Regions from separate parts of the Homo sapiens genome. Here region 2 is linked to region 1. Evidence: read pairs that join two places in POLR2A ChIA-PET (ENCODE). Cell type or tissue: MCF 10A. All regions are shown on one strand. Each heading gives the region's core, and the rest is flanking DNA. Links, peaks and the distances in the headings are about the cores only.

Evidence for each region. Peaks named below come from ENCODE experiments on the same cell type or tissue, not always from the same donor. Only the 100,000 strongest peaks of a DNase experiment are listed, where the experiment ranks them.
Region 2: POLR2A ChIA-PET joins it to region 1 with 11 read pairs; 5 of 35 experiments call an interaction of 5 or more read pairs at or near these places.

The regions. Positions count from the first base shown.
Region 1 is chr12:6,919,967-6,929,238 of GRCh38, reverse strand. ENO2 (enolase 2) reads right to left here. Exons shown (of 12, transcript NM_001975.3): 9 at 7,457-7,658; 10 at 7,075-7,183; 11 at 6,837-6,895; 12 at 5,542-6,508. The coding sequence ends at 6,439. ATN1 (atrophin 1) reads right to left here and starts at 1,280. Exons shown (of 10, transcript NM_001940.4): 1 at 855-1,280. It overlaps LOC124902868 (a long non-coding RNA gene), which reads left to right and starts at 1,543. Exons shown (of 2, transcript XR_007063194.1): 1 at 1,543-1,712; 2 at 3,114-6,709. RefSeq lists silencers at 1,282-1,441, 1,622-1,671 and enhancers at 2,696-3,395, 4,096-4,796, 6,818-6,907. In MCF 10A, for the core only: a CTCF peak has its summit at 4,808 (motif pointing left); DNase peaks (open chromatin) are centred at 1,488, 3,228, 3,588 and 4,768.
Region 2 is chr12:6,994,498-7,002,497 of GRCh38, reverse strand. All of the region lies in intron 1 of LPCAT3 (lysophosphatidylcholine acyltransferase 3), which reads left to right. It also overlaps a transcript of EMG1 not described here. Among named protein-coding and RNA genes, the nearest start is that of LPCAT3, 20 kb to the left of the region's middle. In MCF 10A, for the core only: no CTCF peak of the experiment used is centred there; DNase peaks (open chromatin) are centred at 3,507 and 6,357.

The DNA of each region.
Region 1 (9,272 bases), core at 489-8,488:
AGTGCCTGTAAGGTTGCTCAATTCTCCATTTCCATCCTCCCAGAACCCCTTTCTTCCCAACTCCCCCTTCTGTGTTCCTGTTTTCCTCCTCACTAGTTTTGGGATAACCCACACTACTGGGCCCCAGTGCCCTCTCCAAGAAATAACTATGTCTGGGATAGGGAAAACAGGGTCAGAGGTGACCTGCAGTAGGGGAATGAAAACCGTCACAAAGACATGGCCTTCCCTCTTCCACGCTGGAAAACCTCCGGCTCTTCTCAAAAATGGACCTCTCTTTGCCCAAGCCTCCGTCTCCCCCAGGTTCATCAGCCACAATCCCTCTTTCCACCTACCACACCCCTTTCCCGTTTCCCACTTCCCGTCTATTCCTAAAGCCCCCAACCCCAGGCTCCGGAACCCGTGTTCTGGTCCTTTGGAGCTTTTTCCTGGAGGCTTCATGCCCCACCTCGCTGCCATCTCTCCTATCCATTCTGCCTTCGCCCGGAACCCCACTCACAGCATCCCCCGTTTTCCTCCGCCAACCCCGGCCTCGATGTTCCTCCTCTTTTGAGTCTGCGGGTCCCGGATACCCTCTGGCCCCACAGGCCTCCTCCGGAGACCCTCCCTCCTTCCCCACCTTCCCGATCCTCCCGAAACCCTGGCCCCCGACTCTCCTCGGCGGGCCCCACCCCCTGAGCCCCCGGCCCTCAGGCCAGGCAGAGCCCGCAGTGGGGGGACGGGATTGGGAAAATAACAAATGGAGGCGGCGGCGGCAGGAGGGGGAACTGGGAGGGGTGGGGGTGGGGAGCCGCAGGCCGGAGCCCGGGCGGGACAGAACCCCGCGGGCCCGGGGCCCAGGCGGCCGCAGACCTTACCTGCTGGTAGCTCGGGACGGCTGGCTGGCTCCGAGCGGGATTCCGGGCTCCGGCGCCTCTGGGGGGCGGCGGCGGCAGCTCCCCCGCCCCCCTCTCCTCTTCTCGGCCTCAGTCGCCGCCGCGACGACGGCGGCGGCGGCCCCGACCCCCCCGGAGGGCGGCCCCCATCCCCCCTTTTCCCCGCCTGGCCCCAATCGCCCGCCGGCCCCCGGAGCAAACCCCGATCCCCGCTCTGCTCCCCACCTCCCCGGGCTCGCCGCCTCCCCCTGGCCGCCCGGAATGCCCCGGGCCGCGCCGCCCGCCCCCGCCGCGCCGCCCGGCCCCGCGGCCCGCCCGGCCCTCGGCGCGGTTCCGACCCGCCGCCGCCCGCGCCCGCCTAGCGCAGCCCGCACCCGCGCGATCCCGGGCCCCTCGGCCGCCTCGCCCGCGGCCCCCGCCCCTTCCCCGGCAGTCGGCTCCCTCTCCCCCCTCCTAGCCCCTCCCCGAAGCCGCGGTCCCTCCGAAATGGCCCGGCCCGAGGCCCCGACCCGGCGCGGGGCTGCGGACGGGCTGGGCGGTGCGTCCGGCGACTCGCACAGGAAAGCGGACGGCGAAGGGAGGGAGCCTGGGAGAGGGGGATGGGAGAAGGGAGGAAGAGGGAGAAGGAGGGAGCGCGGAGGAACGGAGGAGAGAGGGGCCAGGAGGGAGACGCGAGGGAGGGAGCGCGAGGCAAGCCGCGAGGGGGGAGAGAGGGGGAGCCGGAGAGGGGGAGGCGCAGCGCGAGTTGGCCGAGGCCGAGGCCGAGGGGGCCGGGGCGCGGGGAGGGCTAGCCGTGGCGGAATGTGGGGAGCCCGCGGGCCCGGCGCGGGAGAGGGCTAGGTAGGAGGGGCTGTGGGTGGTGAGGGCAGATGAGGGGAGGCTGAAGTTTGGGGGCGAGCGGGTCTGTGGCAGAGGTGAAGTGGGAGGAGTTTGGGGGATCCTGGGGTAGAGATTGGGATAATGGGATTGGATTGGAAAGATGGAGCTGCCTGGGGGCTTTGTGGGTGCCTGGTGAGAAGTGAGAGAAGCTTGGGGTGAGGGATCTGTGGCAGAGATGGAGCCAGACGGGTTTGGGGGCTATTATCAGAGAGAATGGGATGGAAGTTTGGGGTCATAAGGAGAGAGAAAAATTGAAAAGATGACATATATAGAAAGATGGGGCTTCTGGAAAAAGTAAAGCTTTTGGGGGTGATTAGTGTTGACAAAAGAGTCATAAATATAAGAATTGGGGGTGGGGGGATGAAGGAATGCTGGAGAGAGAGAAGTCCAGAGGAAACGTCAGTGAGGAGAGAGAGGAGGGAACGCGTGAGGAACCTTAAGAAGGGATGAACGAGGTGGGCCCAGGTGCCAATTCTAGGGAAAATAGGTTCTGGGTGAGAAAGGAGGGCTCTGGATGGGAAAGAAGGGTGGGAGACACCGGGCTGGCTGGATCCTGGGGGTGGGGGCTCCCAGTAGAGCCGAGGAGGGTTTACTTGGGCGGGCAGAATGGGGAAGAGGGGGATAAGAAGATTGGAAGGAAATGTAAGCTGAACAAGGCCTATGGCTGGCGGCAGTATGGAAGAGGAAAGATCATGGATGGGAAAAGAAAATGGAGATGGGGCCGGTGCGGGGGCTCACGCCTGTAATCTCAGCACTTTCGGAGGCTGAGTCGGGTGGGTCACTTGTCAGGAGTTCAAGACCAGCCTGGCCAACATGGCGAAACCCCGTCTCTACTAAAAATACAAAAATTAGCCGGGTGTGGTGGCGCATGCCTGTAATCCCAGCTACTCAGAGGCTGAGGCAGGAGAATCCTTGAACCTGGGAGGCAAAGGTTTCAGCAAGCAGAGATCGCGCCACTGCACTCCAGCCTGGGAGACAGAGCGAGACGCCGTCTCAAAAAAAAAAAGAAAAAATGGAGATGGGAAACGAGGGCAGTTAAAGGAAATGACAGATGTGGGAGCGGGGGGAGGTTGCTGGCAAGCTCATGGGTAGATAGGTAAGGGATACAGCTTGGAGGAGTGAGACACCATCCTCAGGCCTTCCATCTAGTGGCATCTCCATTTTCCTTCTCAAATCTGTTGAAAGTCATCACTAAAGATCCCCTGGGTCACAGGGAAGCAGTCGGGTGAAGACTGGGCTTAATGTGGACCCAAATCCCTGGGTATCCTTGTTGCTCAATCCCACTTGTTCTAAGGTGGAGACAGTCCCCACCACAGACTGCAGGCTCCTCCCAACCCTTCCTCTCCCTCCCCTGCTCTCCAGGTAGCCTCTGGCAGTCAGTCTGCTCCCGGCCGTGAAGCCAGCACCTCCGCCAGCCCACCACCAGTTCCTTCTCCTGGGCTCCCTCCTGGCCCTCCACCAAGCGGCAACATCTCCCAGGACAAAGGACACAGGGTGATTTTTGGCAGCAGAAATTGGGAAGGCCAGAGAATGGGAGGGAGGCAGGCTGGCAAGCCGGAAGAGCTGGAGCTGGAGTGTGGATTAGGAGCCCTCAGTAGAGCTCCAGATTTGGGGTGGGGGTCGGGTACTTGTGGGGCCAGTCTTGCTGGAGGCTAAGGGTGGGCCCTGAATTGGCAAGATCCCACCTGCCTTCAGGGAAGGAAGGAGGTTAGCTCTGGAGCAGCTCAGTAGATTTTTGTCTCACAATTCCTTGGGCCAGATTCAACAAAGTTCTGGGAATACTCAAAAGCTCTAAACAAGATTCCAGAGCACTGGGGAACTGGGCGCAGGAACAGGAACACTTCCTTGGCCTGGGAATGAGTCATCACTCTGAAGTCCCTTGAATTGGTTGGCACTCACTTTACCACTCCAAGCACACCTTCCTCCCAGGGCCTCCCTGAGACCAGGCCAGCTCCCTGTCTCCCTGTGCACCCCGACTCCCTTCCTCTTGCTCTAGGGTAGCTGCTGCTCCTCCCCACCCCTGACTTTGTTCCAGGGCTCCCCCTTTCCCTCTCACCCTCTCTCCCCATGGCATTTCCTCTCTTTCTGTACCACTCAGTTCAGTCTCCCACTGGGCCTTGGCTCAAGCCCTTTCCAAATCCCTTCCAGGCTGAGCTCTTCTCCCTTGTTTTTTAATCACTAAGGAATGGGCTACAATGGATACTAAAAGAAAAATTTAGGCATATGTGGGGATAGGGGATGGTGAGAGTCACAAAAGAAACCATTGTCTACCCTCTCCCATTCCTCCCCTACCTGAGGGCCAGGCTTATAGTCCAGCTGCAGGGGACATCTCTCTCTCTCTCTCTCACACACACACACACACACACACACGCACACGCACACACACAGCCCCAGCCATCCCTCACCCCAGCTCCCTCTCTGGCTCAGCCCCCCACAACCCATTGGTCTCCAGGCAACGGCACAAAGGGAAAGTGGAGAGAAGGGCCTGGGAGGCCCAGGCAGAGCTAGCTGTAACCCAATCCAACCCCGATACTTTGGGGGTTGGGGGGCCAGACTGTCAGAGAAGGCGACCTGGTGAGGAGGGATGAAAGAAAGGACAGAGGCTAGGAACTAGGCTCAAACTAGGATAGTCCTGGTCAGTCTGGGAGTTACTAAGGTAAGATGGGTATCAGGGACCCCAGAGAAAACTGAGAGGCACAGAGGAAAGTACAGGAAACCCCAAGGGAGGCATAAAGGGTCGCCAGGAGAAAAGGGAAAGATGAGATGCCCACACTGAAACTAAAAGGCACAGAAATGGAAAGGGGGCATGAGGCTCTTTGAACTGAAAATGGCTGAGGTGTCAGGGACCCGGGAAGGAGGGCAAGAAAAGAAATGGGCCCTACCCATACAGAACTAGAACCTATTTTAGCCTTGGAGCTGGGCAGGATGGCAGAGGGAGCCAGGACCAGACCTTCGCAGAAGCAGAGCGGGAGGCCCGCAGGGGACAGCCTTGAAGTTCCTCCCACTTGGCGTCCAGTATGGCGTCCTGCAAAACTCTGACTCCCTCTAGTGGTTAGATCTCCCATGTGCAAACCCTATCTGTGGGACGCAACCTTGCATCCGAGCCACTAGGAAGGGATTTGTCCCCCTCGGGGGTACCTAGAATGAGCATCTCAACGCTGAGGCCCCATAAGAGTTAACGAGTTATAGCTAAGGAGTAGTACGTCTCTAGCCACATATTGGAAACCTACTGTTAGTCTGACCCAGCCAGGGTTCTGTTAAGCACTTTTGTTCCTGAATCTTCAGTTTATTGAGGACTCTGTTTCCTTAGGTCCTTCCGTATACTACCCCCGGAACCATTCTTCCTTCCCATTTCCCCATCTTGCAGTGGGTGATGGCCATGAAGTCCTGTTCCATTCGAGAACCAGCCAGGGTTTTGTTGGCAGAGGCCCAGTACAGGAGCTGCTCCAGTCCACAAGCCCTTTGGATATGAAAACACCTTAGACCCCCTTTCCCCCAAAATGCGCGTGCACACACACACACACACAAAATATTTTATGCTTTTAGGGGCTCTTGAACCCCTTAATTCACCTGCGTCTGGGAGCCAAGCCTTCTGCTAAGAAAGCAGGGGCCACATGCACCCCACCTAGCCAGAATGGGGTAGGCAGTGCCATCATCTCGGCCATATTTGTTCAGTTTGTCTTCCTCTTTTTGTGCCCCCCCAGCTCTGCTATCCAGTTTCACCAGCTTCCAGGTGCTCCATCTTCTCTCCCCTCATAGGGACTAGAGTAAGACTCCTTAGACACAACAGTGCACTGATTCAGACTTTAATGGAGGTGCTCATTTCAATGCCACAGAGGTGGTGGCAACTGTGGAACGTGGCATGGGGAGTGAGAGGTTGCTCTGGTGCAGCTGGAGGAAGAACAGGGAACCTAGGGTTGGGGAGAGATGTATAGAGGAAAACTCCCCCAGGCACACAGCCTCCGCTCTGGACCAACGCAGGCTTCAGTGAGTACACACAAAGGAACTGATGTCAAGGCCCTTTCTATGACCCTTCCCATTCTAGCAAGACCTCCCACCCCAGTCATCTTGGGATCTACAGCCACATGAAATACAGACACATCGTTCCCCCAAGTCAGGCCAGTTTTAGGCCATTGAGTTATGGGGAAATGATTAATGGGATGAATGAAAAACAAATAAAATAAATAAATAAATAAATACACTAAAGCCTTATTAGCCAGGCGTGATCACATGCCCAACACTCCCCTCCATCCCAGCACTATGCACAGTTCACGGCTCATATGCAAAGTGGAAGACACGTGGGACAAGAGCAAAGCACAAGTGACACATGGTCCCTCTCTAACACCTCAGCACACCAACCCTGACGCTCCCATCACAGATGCTGATCATTCTTCCACGGACCCCCTTTTATAATAATCCTCATTCACATTTCTAGTTTCTGAGGGAAGAGAGAAAGAGAAAGGAAGAAGTGGAAAGTGCGGAACCCCAATGAGTAGGGCACAGAAAGGAGGGCGAGCAGAGACAGCAAGAGGTCAGGTAAGCCAAGGAGCAGCGGAGCAGGTCAATCAGGGAAGTTCTGGGCACCCTGGGGCTCAGGGGATCTCAGGGGGTGAACTATCACAGATCAGGACAGCAAGGTTCCAGGAGGATGAGACAGAGGTTCCACGTCTCCAGGCAAGCAGAGGAATCACAGCACACTGGGATTACGGAAGTTATGTCCGGCAAAGCGAGCTTCATCCCCCAGCTCTTCCTCAATTCTGAGAGAGATGAACCACAAAGGAAGTGGTCAGGGATGCAGGAGGATCCTGCTTCTCTCTCTAGGGGTCCCCCAGACTCCAACCACCCCCACACCACCTGCTTTTGTGTCCTGCCCCAAGGCTTAGCATTCCCTGGCTTTCCCATGTGATCTCTGGGATTTGTCAATCAGGCCATCAATAAACCCAGGAAGCAAAAACCAATATTATCTGTTGGACTGTTATCCAGGAAATGGACTGTTATCCAGGCCCTTGGTGCTACAGATGGTCTGGCAGGCAAATGGGGCCTTTAGCCATCTGGGCCAGGGGCTCCCACCCCAGGGACCCTCACCTCATGAGCTGGTTGTATTTAGCCAGACGTTCAGAACGGCACGGGGCACCAGTCTTGATCTGAAACATTTCAAAGGATTTGCAGCTCAGTGACTGCCCTCTCACCCCTGAAAGGAAACTTCTGCTCTCCTGAAACTCCCCTGACACCCTCAAACACCTGGAAGGAGAGACCAGGTGGGTGAGCTAGAAATACCAATCCCACAGAGAGTTCTCTTCACTCACCAGGCTGCCTCACTCACCTGGCCTGTGCACAGCCCCACCACCAGGTCAGCAATGAATGTGTCCTCAGTCTCTCCTGAGCGATGACTCACCATGACCCCCCAGCCATTCTCCTGGGCCAGCTTGCACCTGTATCCACACACAGCACTGATTCTCCAGCTCTCACACTGGGCACTCTCTTCCCAGCCCCAACCTTGGTCTATGTCAGGAAACATCTAGGGGAAAGCTATCTGGGAGGGGAGCAGAGAATCAGGGGTGGAGGGGCAGAGGTGAGAGAACTGTGAGGATGATTCCAGGTTCCCCGCTCTCTTTGGCACCCCTGGGTAGAATTAGGCTGGAGCACTTGCAAAAGGAGTCTTATAGAAACGAGGACCACACAGGAGAGGGCCAGAAGTCACTCACGCTTGGATGGCTTCAGTGACCGAGCCGATCTGGTTGACCTTGAGCAGCAGACAGTTGCAGGCCTTTTCTTCCACTGCCCGCTCAATACGTTTTGGGTTGGTCACTGTCAGGTCATCACCCACAATCTGGATCCCTACATTGGCTGTGAACTTGGACCAGGCAGCCCAATCATCCTGGTCAAATGGGTCCTCAATGGAGACCACTGCAGAGAGAGCATGGTGGGGAGGGGGGAGGTGTTCATCTTCCCTGGGTCTCTACATCAGGCAGGAACATGCCCCTTTATTCCCTGAAATGGACAGGCCCTTGGTTAACTACACCTGCTCATCCTTGCTAAGACAAATCCCCCCAGTGTAAGCCTGCCCTAACTGATTCTTAACTTTTTTTTTTTTTTTGACAGAGCCTCATTCTGTCATCCAGGCTGGAGTGCAGTGGCACAATCTCAGCTCACTGCAACCTCCACCTCCCCAATCAAGTGATCCTGCCACCTCAGCCTCCTGAGTAGCAGGGACTTTAGGTGTGTGGCACCACACTCAGCTAATTTTTAAAATTTTTGTAGAGATGAGGTCTCACTGTATTGCCAGGCCAGTCTCGAACTCCTGGATTCAAGCAGTCCTCCTGCCTCGGCTTCCCAAAGTAATGGGATTACAGGCATGAGCCACCACGCCTGGCTCCTGATTCTTATTTCATAAAACCTTACATGGAGAGGCCAGGCACAGTGGCTCATGCCTGTAATCCCAGCACTTTGGGATACTGAGGTGAACGGATCACTTGAGGATAGGAGTTCCCTGGCTAACATAGTAAAACCCCATCTCTACTAAAAATACAAAAATTAGCCAGGCATGGTGGTGCACGCCTGTAATCCCAGCTACTTGGGAGGCTAAGAGAATCGTGCAGTGAGCAGAGATCTCACGCCACTTCCATAGGCTGGGCACAGTGGCTCATGCCTGTAATCCCAGCACTTTGGGAGGCCGAGGCATGCAGATCACTTGAGCCCAGTAGTTTGAGACCAGCCATGAGCAACATGGCTAAACCCTGTCTCTACAAAAAAAAAAAAAAAAAAAAAAAGTTAATTAAAAGCAAACCAGCCAGGCGTGGTGGCTCACGCCTGTAATCCCAGCACTTTGGGAGACCAAGGTGGATAGATTACCTGAGGTCAGGAGTTGGAGACCAGCCTGACCAACATGGAGAAACCCCTGTCTCTACTAAAAATACAAAATTAGCCAGGCATGGTGGCACATGCCTGTAATCCCAGCTATTCGGGAGGCTGAGGCAGAAGAATCGCTTGAATCCGGGAGGTGGAGGTTGTGGTGAGCCGAGATGGCGCCATTGCACTCCAGCCTGGGCAAGAAGAGTCAAACTCTGTCTCAAAAAAAAAAAACAAAACAAAAAAAACAACCCCACCCCCCCCCCAAAAAAAATCTTCCAGTAACAAGGGTTCACAACCTAGCTTTGCATTTTCCTGTTCTCACTGCCAGCAAGCCCTTCCTCATTGCTAATCCAAATCCTTAATTCTGCAATTATGTTGATTTTCTTTCGCTCTGTGTCAGGAAGATGGCGACCAACTGCCTCCATCCTGAGATAAAGGCCCTGGGCAGACTTGCAGAAGCTAATTCAGTCCCCCTCAGCCTTCTTTCTACTCACACATCAGTCCCAGCTCCATTCAGCATCCACAATTTCATCAATCAAAGATACTGAAATGTTCTAGTTCTCTGCTAGATCCAGTCACACTCATATCATCCCTGGTTCCTTCCAGAGCCTTCCCCATGACCCCAGTAGTTTTCAGAACCCATGACTTTAATCAGGATCTGAGACAGAA
Region 2 (8,000 bases), core at 1-8,000, 74 kb before region 1:
TAAAGACAAGAGAAATTACTCATGATAAGTGTTTGGAGGGGTTGGAGAGAAAACAGCTAATTAGGCACTTGGCAGTGTGGCAGGGCAACCTTTGGGCAACCCAGTCCAGATTAGGTTAGAAGAGGAGCACGGACCTTTTGTCCACTGCAAACCAGTGCCACAAATGAAGTGGGAAGAGACAGGTTACCACATACTGGTTGGACTTGAGAGAGAACCAGAAAGTGTACAATCCCATAAGCATAAAAAATGGGGATAAAACTTCAAGTGTATATAAGGGTAAGAACAGGAGGAAGCAGTAACAGAGAGGGCAGGAGAGAAAGATCAGAAGGAATCGGACGCCTGAGAAGAGGAACTGGGGGCTGAGTCCTGTCCTGGCCTGGCCGCTCCCCATTCCTCCCTCTGCCTCTGAGGGCTTCAGTTTTCCCAAGTGAGAAACAGCTGTGCTAGATTGCTTCTACAGTCCTTTCCACTCCTGGACCGAAACAGTTGCCCCTGCATCTAAAATACGTAGCTCTAGCATATAAAATGCAGGTTACCTCAACTCCCCCCCGACTCCCACATCTCACTCCCTTCCTTTCCCTGCCTGCCCTAATTCTGGCTGCGTTCTGTTCTTGCCTCATATGGACTCTTTTTCTCCTCCCCTTCTTTTCCAATGTCATGCAGTCTCTTAACACTGGGTTTCAACCACTATACAGAAAAATGTTAGTGAAAAAGGAAGAGGGGTTCCATGCTGCTTGATTCTCCCTAACCAGGCACACTAAACTAGGGGTGACAGTGTATCACAAAGTCCAGACTCACAGTCTTGCTGCCCCTTCTCCTCTTCAAAGTTTGTTTCCGAAGTACCACCCCTTGCACCTCACATCCCAGCCAACTCTGCCTACCTGTCAGCCCCAGCCCTCCTCAGGCCTGCCTCAGCCTCACAGCCAGGATCCTACCAACACCAACACCGCGCCAAATAACCCCTCCCAAAAGCCTCACCGGAACTAATCTGGGGACTCTGCCTATTATTAGGAACACCTTGGATGAAGCCCCTACCCGCAGAATTCTGGCAGTAGCAGCAGAATTTTCAGGCATGTGCCTAATTTTGTTGGGGTGGTGGTTGATTATTTTTTTTAAATCTAGGATTTCTGGGATCTGAAGCTTATACAATCTTGGATATCTTCTTTAAGAAAAAGAATACAAAAATATCTTCTATAAGTTTTACAAAAATATATGACCATGTGAGCACGTTGCTAGCTCCCGCCCCCACCCCACCCCCCAGAGCCTTGGAAGGGGAGTGAAACTGAAGCTTTTTTAGCTTCATGGCAAATATGCTTCTTCCTGAGAGTACTGGGTACATTCACAGACCTTTATTTTTTACTTTCTATAGATTTAATTTAGTTAAGTCAGTTCGAAGCGGGCAAAGGCCAAAATTTCTCACCCCTAGGTGGCTCAAATTTCTGAGCCTGAGATTTTATATCTTAAAATCCATTAAAAGAATACTCAATTTTCGGCCGGGCGCAGTGGCTCACACCTATAATCCCAGCACTTTGGGAGGCTGAGGCGGGCAGATCACGAGGTCAGGAGATCGAGACTATCCTGGCTAACACGGTGAAACCCCGTCTCCACTAAAAATACAAAAAAATTAGCCAGGCGTGGTGGCGGGCACCTGTAGTCCCAGCTACCCAGGAGGCTGAGGCAGGAGAATGGCGTGAACCCGGGAGGCGGAGCTTGCAGTGAGCCGAGATCGCGCCACTGCACTCTAGCCTGGGCGACAGCCGTCTCAAAAAAAGAATACTCAATTTTTAAGAAGTTAGGTGTAGGTATGCTTATATAAAATATTTAGACATGCATAAGTATTTTAAGTGGCCTGAAGGAAGTACATGTATGCTACTTTTGCAAATATTTTCGCTTTTTTTTTTTTTTTTTTTGAGACTGAGTCTCACTCTGTCTCCCAGGCTGGAGTGCAGTGGCGTGATCTCGGCTCACTGCAAGCTCTGCCTCCCGGGTTCACGCCATTCTCCTGCCTCAGCCTCCCGAGTAGCTGGGACTACAGGCATCCGCCACCACGCCCCGGCTTTTTTTTTGTATTTTTAGTAGAGACGGGGCGTCACTGTGTTAGCCAGGATGGTCTCGATCTCCTGACCTCGTGATCTGCCTGTCTCGGCCTCCCAAAGAGCTGGGTGGGCATGAGCCACCGCGCCCGGCCAAATATTTTCACCTTTAAGATGCCCTGCAAGATGGCTGGTATTTTCCCGATTTCAAAGATGAAGAAATTGAGGTTTAACGAATGTAAGTAGGCCAGGCGCGGTGGCTCACGCCTATAATCCCAGCACTTTGGGAGTCTGAGGCGGGCGGATCACCAGAGGTCAGGAGTTCAAGACCAGCCTGACCAACATGGTGAAACCCCATCTCTACTAAAAATACAAAAATTAGCCAGGCATGGTGGCACACGCCTGTAGTCCCAGCTACTTGGGAGGCTGAGGCAGGAGAATTGCTTGAACCTGAGAGGCAGAGGTTTCAGTGAGCCAAGACTGCACTACTGCACTCCAGCCTGAGGAACAGAGCGAGACTCTGTCTCAAAAAAAAAAAAAAAAAAAAAGAATGTAAGTAATTTGCCCAAGCTGCAGAGCTAAATTTTAAACTAGATAATTCTGATTCCAAAGCCCAGATAATCTGGCTAGAAGTTGCACCAGGGGATTCACTGATTTACAAAGAATTAGAATGTGATAAAATTCCCTGAGTACAGGCAAGTGTGATTTTTATCTTTGCTAGTAAAGCCATTTAGATGTCTTAAAGTGCCTCAATCTGTTGCACCTGTTCTACTAAAACAAAGAAATGAGTCAACGGCCTCTTTTAGCTTTAACATTCTCTCTGTCTATACATTTTTATAGAATAATTTTTAGTTATTGCAGCAGGTTTCACCAGTCAGCCAACGGGTGTGTATAACATTAATCACTAGCACTACACCTCAGAAGTCTTGCTTATTAAGAGCACTCAGCTTAAGTGAAGAAATTAAAGAATTTTGGTAGGCCTTTGGGACAGTTCAAGTTTAGGTTGTTTGGCTGGGTTGAGAGAGTAAAAAACTAACATTTCTTAACCTAACCCTTTTTCTTTCTTTCTCACAGGTAACAACTATCCAATAGCTTACCTTTAAAATGTCCCCTCTATTGTTCCTCCCTCAGACATTTTTGATCACTTGTCCCAGTTTCCATGAGTCCTGTATCACAGCTGTCACAATGCTTGAGCTATTTAGGTGGAGGTAACTTTCAGAAATGAACTGCTGAAGGGTGCAGAGTGCTCAAGAATTAGATTAACAAAGAAAGTACACCTAAATTTAGCATTAAAATGAACTTTTAAAATATTTTTCAATAGGAGGATAAGCAAACATAAAAATGGGTGTGCTTATGTCTATAAACAGGTGCTGGAGCATAGATTGTTATCTGGACATCAAAGAATAATAGAGCTGTAGCTTTAAAAGAGCACACAGCTGGTTATTAGTGATTCACTCCCAGGTCACTGCCAAGTGCCAAGGCATGTGGCAAGAATAGTAGAATGGAAATCAGGTGATGTGGATTCTAATTTGAGCTCTGCTCTGTTAACCTTGGGCATGCCAGTTATCCCCTTTGGACCTTAGTCTCTTATCTACCTAATGAAGGGTTTGGAGCAGGTAATTCTTCAGTTCTAAGTAAGAATCTGTATTCATGAATAACTGTTCAGCATATGACTCAGCCCAAGGTGTACAGGATTGCTGGAGTGTGGAAGGTATGTTGGCTCCTGCCTGTACTAGCAACAAGGCTTAATCTAGTGAACAGAAAGGATCAAAGGTGGCTATATCCCCACCTAAATGTCCATGATCTACAAGTGCTCTTCTAGCTGGCAGAGTGGGTCAGTAATGAGATTTTGTATCTCATTATATGAAGTTCTAAGCACTGAACCTAATCAGTTACCCATCACTTAAGTAGACAGTGTCAGGCAGAGCTTAACTCTCCTTCCTATTTTCCTTTGTCTTCCTTTTCTCTGTAAGTTCTCTAACATAAGGAACTTCCATTTTGGTGAAAGAATAGAAAAGTTGAGGGACAGGCCAGGTGTGTTGTAAGTAAGACTGATCCAGCTGATTGGTTTGCCATTTAGATTGCATGGCAGACATCTGCCATAAGCACTTAAAACACACCTTCAATAGGCATTAGAAAGCACACACACGGCCAAACATAGTAGCTCACACCTGTAATGCCAATACTTTGTGAGGCTGAGGCAGGAGGATTGCTTGAGCCCAGCAGTTCAAGACCAGCCTGGGCAATATAGCAAGATGCCATCTCTACAAAAAATTTTAAAATTATCTGAATGTGGTAGTACATTCCTGTGGTCTCAGCTACTCAGGGGTCTGAGGTCGGAAGATCACTTGAGCCCAGGAGATCAAGGCTGCAGTGAGCCATGACTGTGCCATTGCACTCCAGCCTTTGCGACAGAGCAAGACCCTGCCTCAAAACACACACACTGACTAGGGATGGTGGCTTATGCCCAGCACTTTAGGAGGCTGAGGCAGGCAGATCACTTGAGGTCAGGAGTTTAAGACCAGCCTGGCCAACATGGTGAAACCCTACTCTACTAAAAATACAAAAATCAGCCATGCGGCCAGGTGCAGTGGCTCTCGCCTGTAATCCCAGCACTTTGGGAAGCTAAGGCAGGAGGATCACCTGAGGTCAGGAGTTCGAGACCAGCCTGACCAACATGGTGAAATCCTGTCTCTACTAAAAATACAAAATTAGCCCCGTGTGGTGGCGCCTGCCTGTAATCCCAGCTACTTGGGAGGCTGAGGCAGGAGAATCACTTGAACCCAGGAGGCAGAGGTTACGGTGAGCCGAGATCACGCCATTGCACTCCAGCCTGGGCAACAAGAGCGAAACTCCATCTCAAAAAAAAAAAAAGAAAAGAAAATCAGCCATGCATGGTGACACACAGTTGTAATCCCATCTACCTGGGAGGCTGAGGCAGGAGAATCGCTTGAACCTGGGAGGCAGAGGTTGCAGTAAGCCAAGATTGCACCACTGCACTCCAGCCTGGGCAACAGAGTGAGACTGTGTCTTGAAACACACACACACACACACACACACACACACACACACACACACACACACATAATTTGCTGTTGTTTTGGGGGCATGGCGGCACATACCTATAGTCCTAGCTACTTGGGAGGCTCAGGCAGGAGGATCACTTGAACCCAGGAAGTTGAAACTGCAGTGAGCTGTGATTGTGCCGCTGCACTCCAGCCTGGGCAACAGAGTGAAGTACTGTCTCAAGAAAATAAAAAAATAAAGAAATAAAAACATAAGGTTTAGATGGCAACTTTAAAATGTGAAAGGAGGATATACAGTTTTTCAAAATTCTTCTAGGAGCTATGCCAGCAAAAAGGTTTGAAGACCTGAAGACCATTATATCAGTGGCATAAACATCTTTAATTTGTCCTTTTCCTTCTCCTACACCTAGTCAATTGATTTTTTTTTTCCCATTTATCAATTTCAGACTCTGCCTGGTTTTTCACTTTCCCATCCATTTTGTTACAATATTTTTCCTCCCTTGAAATTAGCCCAGTCTCTTGGAGTGAATGCCCCATGCTCCTTCCTACCGCTGTGTCTTTACTACATTATCCTCCCTTGGAATGCCGTCATCTCTTCTCTGTTCAAGAACTACTTCTCCCGACCACTGTGGTCGAGATTGATTTCTCTTTAACCTCTACAACATTGGCTATTCCATACAGTTAGCCCTTAGCATAGAACATCATTGTTTGATTTTGCTCCTTAAGAATAGAAAGCACCTCTTAAAATTCTACCATATTCCCCCAATGCCTAATGCAATGCTAACCACATAGTGAGTGCTTAATAAATATTGTATTGACTGCCTAGAGTACAGAGCACTTGTTCACTCATTGTTCGGCCATTCAGCTAATACTTTTTGAGAAATTTTGTGTACCAGGAACTGTACTATGCACTGGGGTACGGTAGGGACTAAAGTAGATGATAATCCCTGCTTTGAAAGACTGAAAAGTAAGATATATGGTATGTCAAAAGGTAATAAGTACTGAGAAGAAAAATAGAAAAAGCAGGAAAGAAGAACAAGAAGTGTGTGATGGGGGAGGGTTACAGGGTGGGGAGGGGTAGTGTTGTATACACTTCTAGATAAGATAGGGAAGTCCTCACTGATACTTATGGTGACATTTTACAAAGGACCTGAGGTGTAGGAAGGATTTGAGCTTATCTGTGCAAAGAGCCTTCCAGGCAAGGAACTTACCATGTGAAGGCACCAAGGCTGGACCTGCTTAACATTCCAGGAAGGGAAAGCTTTGGGGCTGGAGCAGAAGGGTAGAGGCCAGATTGAGAGATGAGTCAGAGGACAGTGGGGCCCGGGCAGAGGGACAGAACCTGCGGGTGCTGGCAATCAGCCTTTTGATCTGAGTGAGAATAGAGGCCTTGAGAGGGCTTTGAGCAGAGGAGTGACCTGCTGACTTAAGTTGAATAGAACCCTCTAGATGCTTCATTAAGGCTAGACTGAAGGGAGGCAAAGGCAGGGTGAGATCAGTCAGGAGGCAAGTATATAATGATAATACATTGAATATAATAATGATATATTAATAATAATAATCCAGAGATAGTGGCAACTCAGACCAGGGGAAGCAGTAGAGGCGGAGAGAAGTGGTCAGATTTTGGATTTATTTTGAAGGTAGAACAGACAGGATTGCTGACTCTGTTGAGTAGTCAGCTGGGAGCTATTGATGGTTTCTGAGCAGGAGCTGAAGGAAGATTACCCCGGTATAGGACTGCTGGGAAGACGTGGTGCAGGCAGAGATCAGGTAGGAGGCCATTGCAAGGATTTAAGGGTGAGATCCATAAGGGTTTTAACTGCAAATCAGCAGAGGAAAAAGGGAGTGGTGATGGTCATGGTGACAGTGATGGTGAGAGAGACTGGAAAGGAGGAATCAACAGGATTTCATGACTAGATAACAGAGAACCAATATGAAGAAGGAAAACACTTTTTTTTTTTTTTTGAGACGGAGTCTGGCTCTGTTGCCCAGGCTGGAGTACAGTGAGACGATCTCAGCTCACTGCAACCTCCGCCTCCTGGGTTCAAGCGATTCTCCTGCCTCAGCCTCCTGAGTAGCTGGGATTACAGGCATGCACCACCACGCCCGGCTAATTTTTGTATTTTTAGTAGAGATGGGGTTTCACCATGTTGGTCAGGCTGGTCTTGAACTCTTGACCTGGTGATCCGCCTGCCTTGGCCTCCCAAAGTGCTGGGATTACAGACGTGGAGCCACCATGCCCTGGCAGGAAAACACACTTTTGAATGTTGTGTGACCTGGAGAATGGTAACACTGTTAATTTAAAAAAAAAAAAAAAGCCCAGAGAAGGCTGATTTAGGGAGAAATTTATGCCTTAGTTATACAGAGTTTGAGATGGTAATGAAATATCAAATTAAAACTGTCCAGCAAGGAAGTAGGAAATGTGGAACTGAAAAAGAAGTTAGAACTAAAGATGTGGATCTGTCTTTGGCATAAAGATTATATTAAGTTACTTGAGAGTAGATGAGTTTCCAAAGAAGCAGTGTAGCAAGAATAGTGGAGGGCCAAGACTGGATCCTGGGGGTCAGCAACATCTAGGAGCCAGAAAAAATGCCTTCGGTGAAAGAAACGGAAAGATGGGTCTATTCAAATTGTAGTCAGCCAACCCATGCCAGAAGTAAGCACAGAAAGTAAGAGTGAACATTGGCCAAGCACAGTGGCTGATGCCTGTAATCCCAACACTTTGGGAGGCCAAGGCGGGCAGATTGCTTGAGCTCAGGAGTTCGAGACCAGCCTGAGCAACATGGTGAAACTCCAACTCTACAAGAAATTAGCCGGTCCTGTGCACACCTGTAGTCCCAGCTGCTAGGGAGGCTCAGGTGGGAGGATCACTTGAACCTAGAAAGTTGAGGCTGCAGTGAGCTGTGAGCATGCCACTGCACTCCAGCGTGGGCAACAGCCC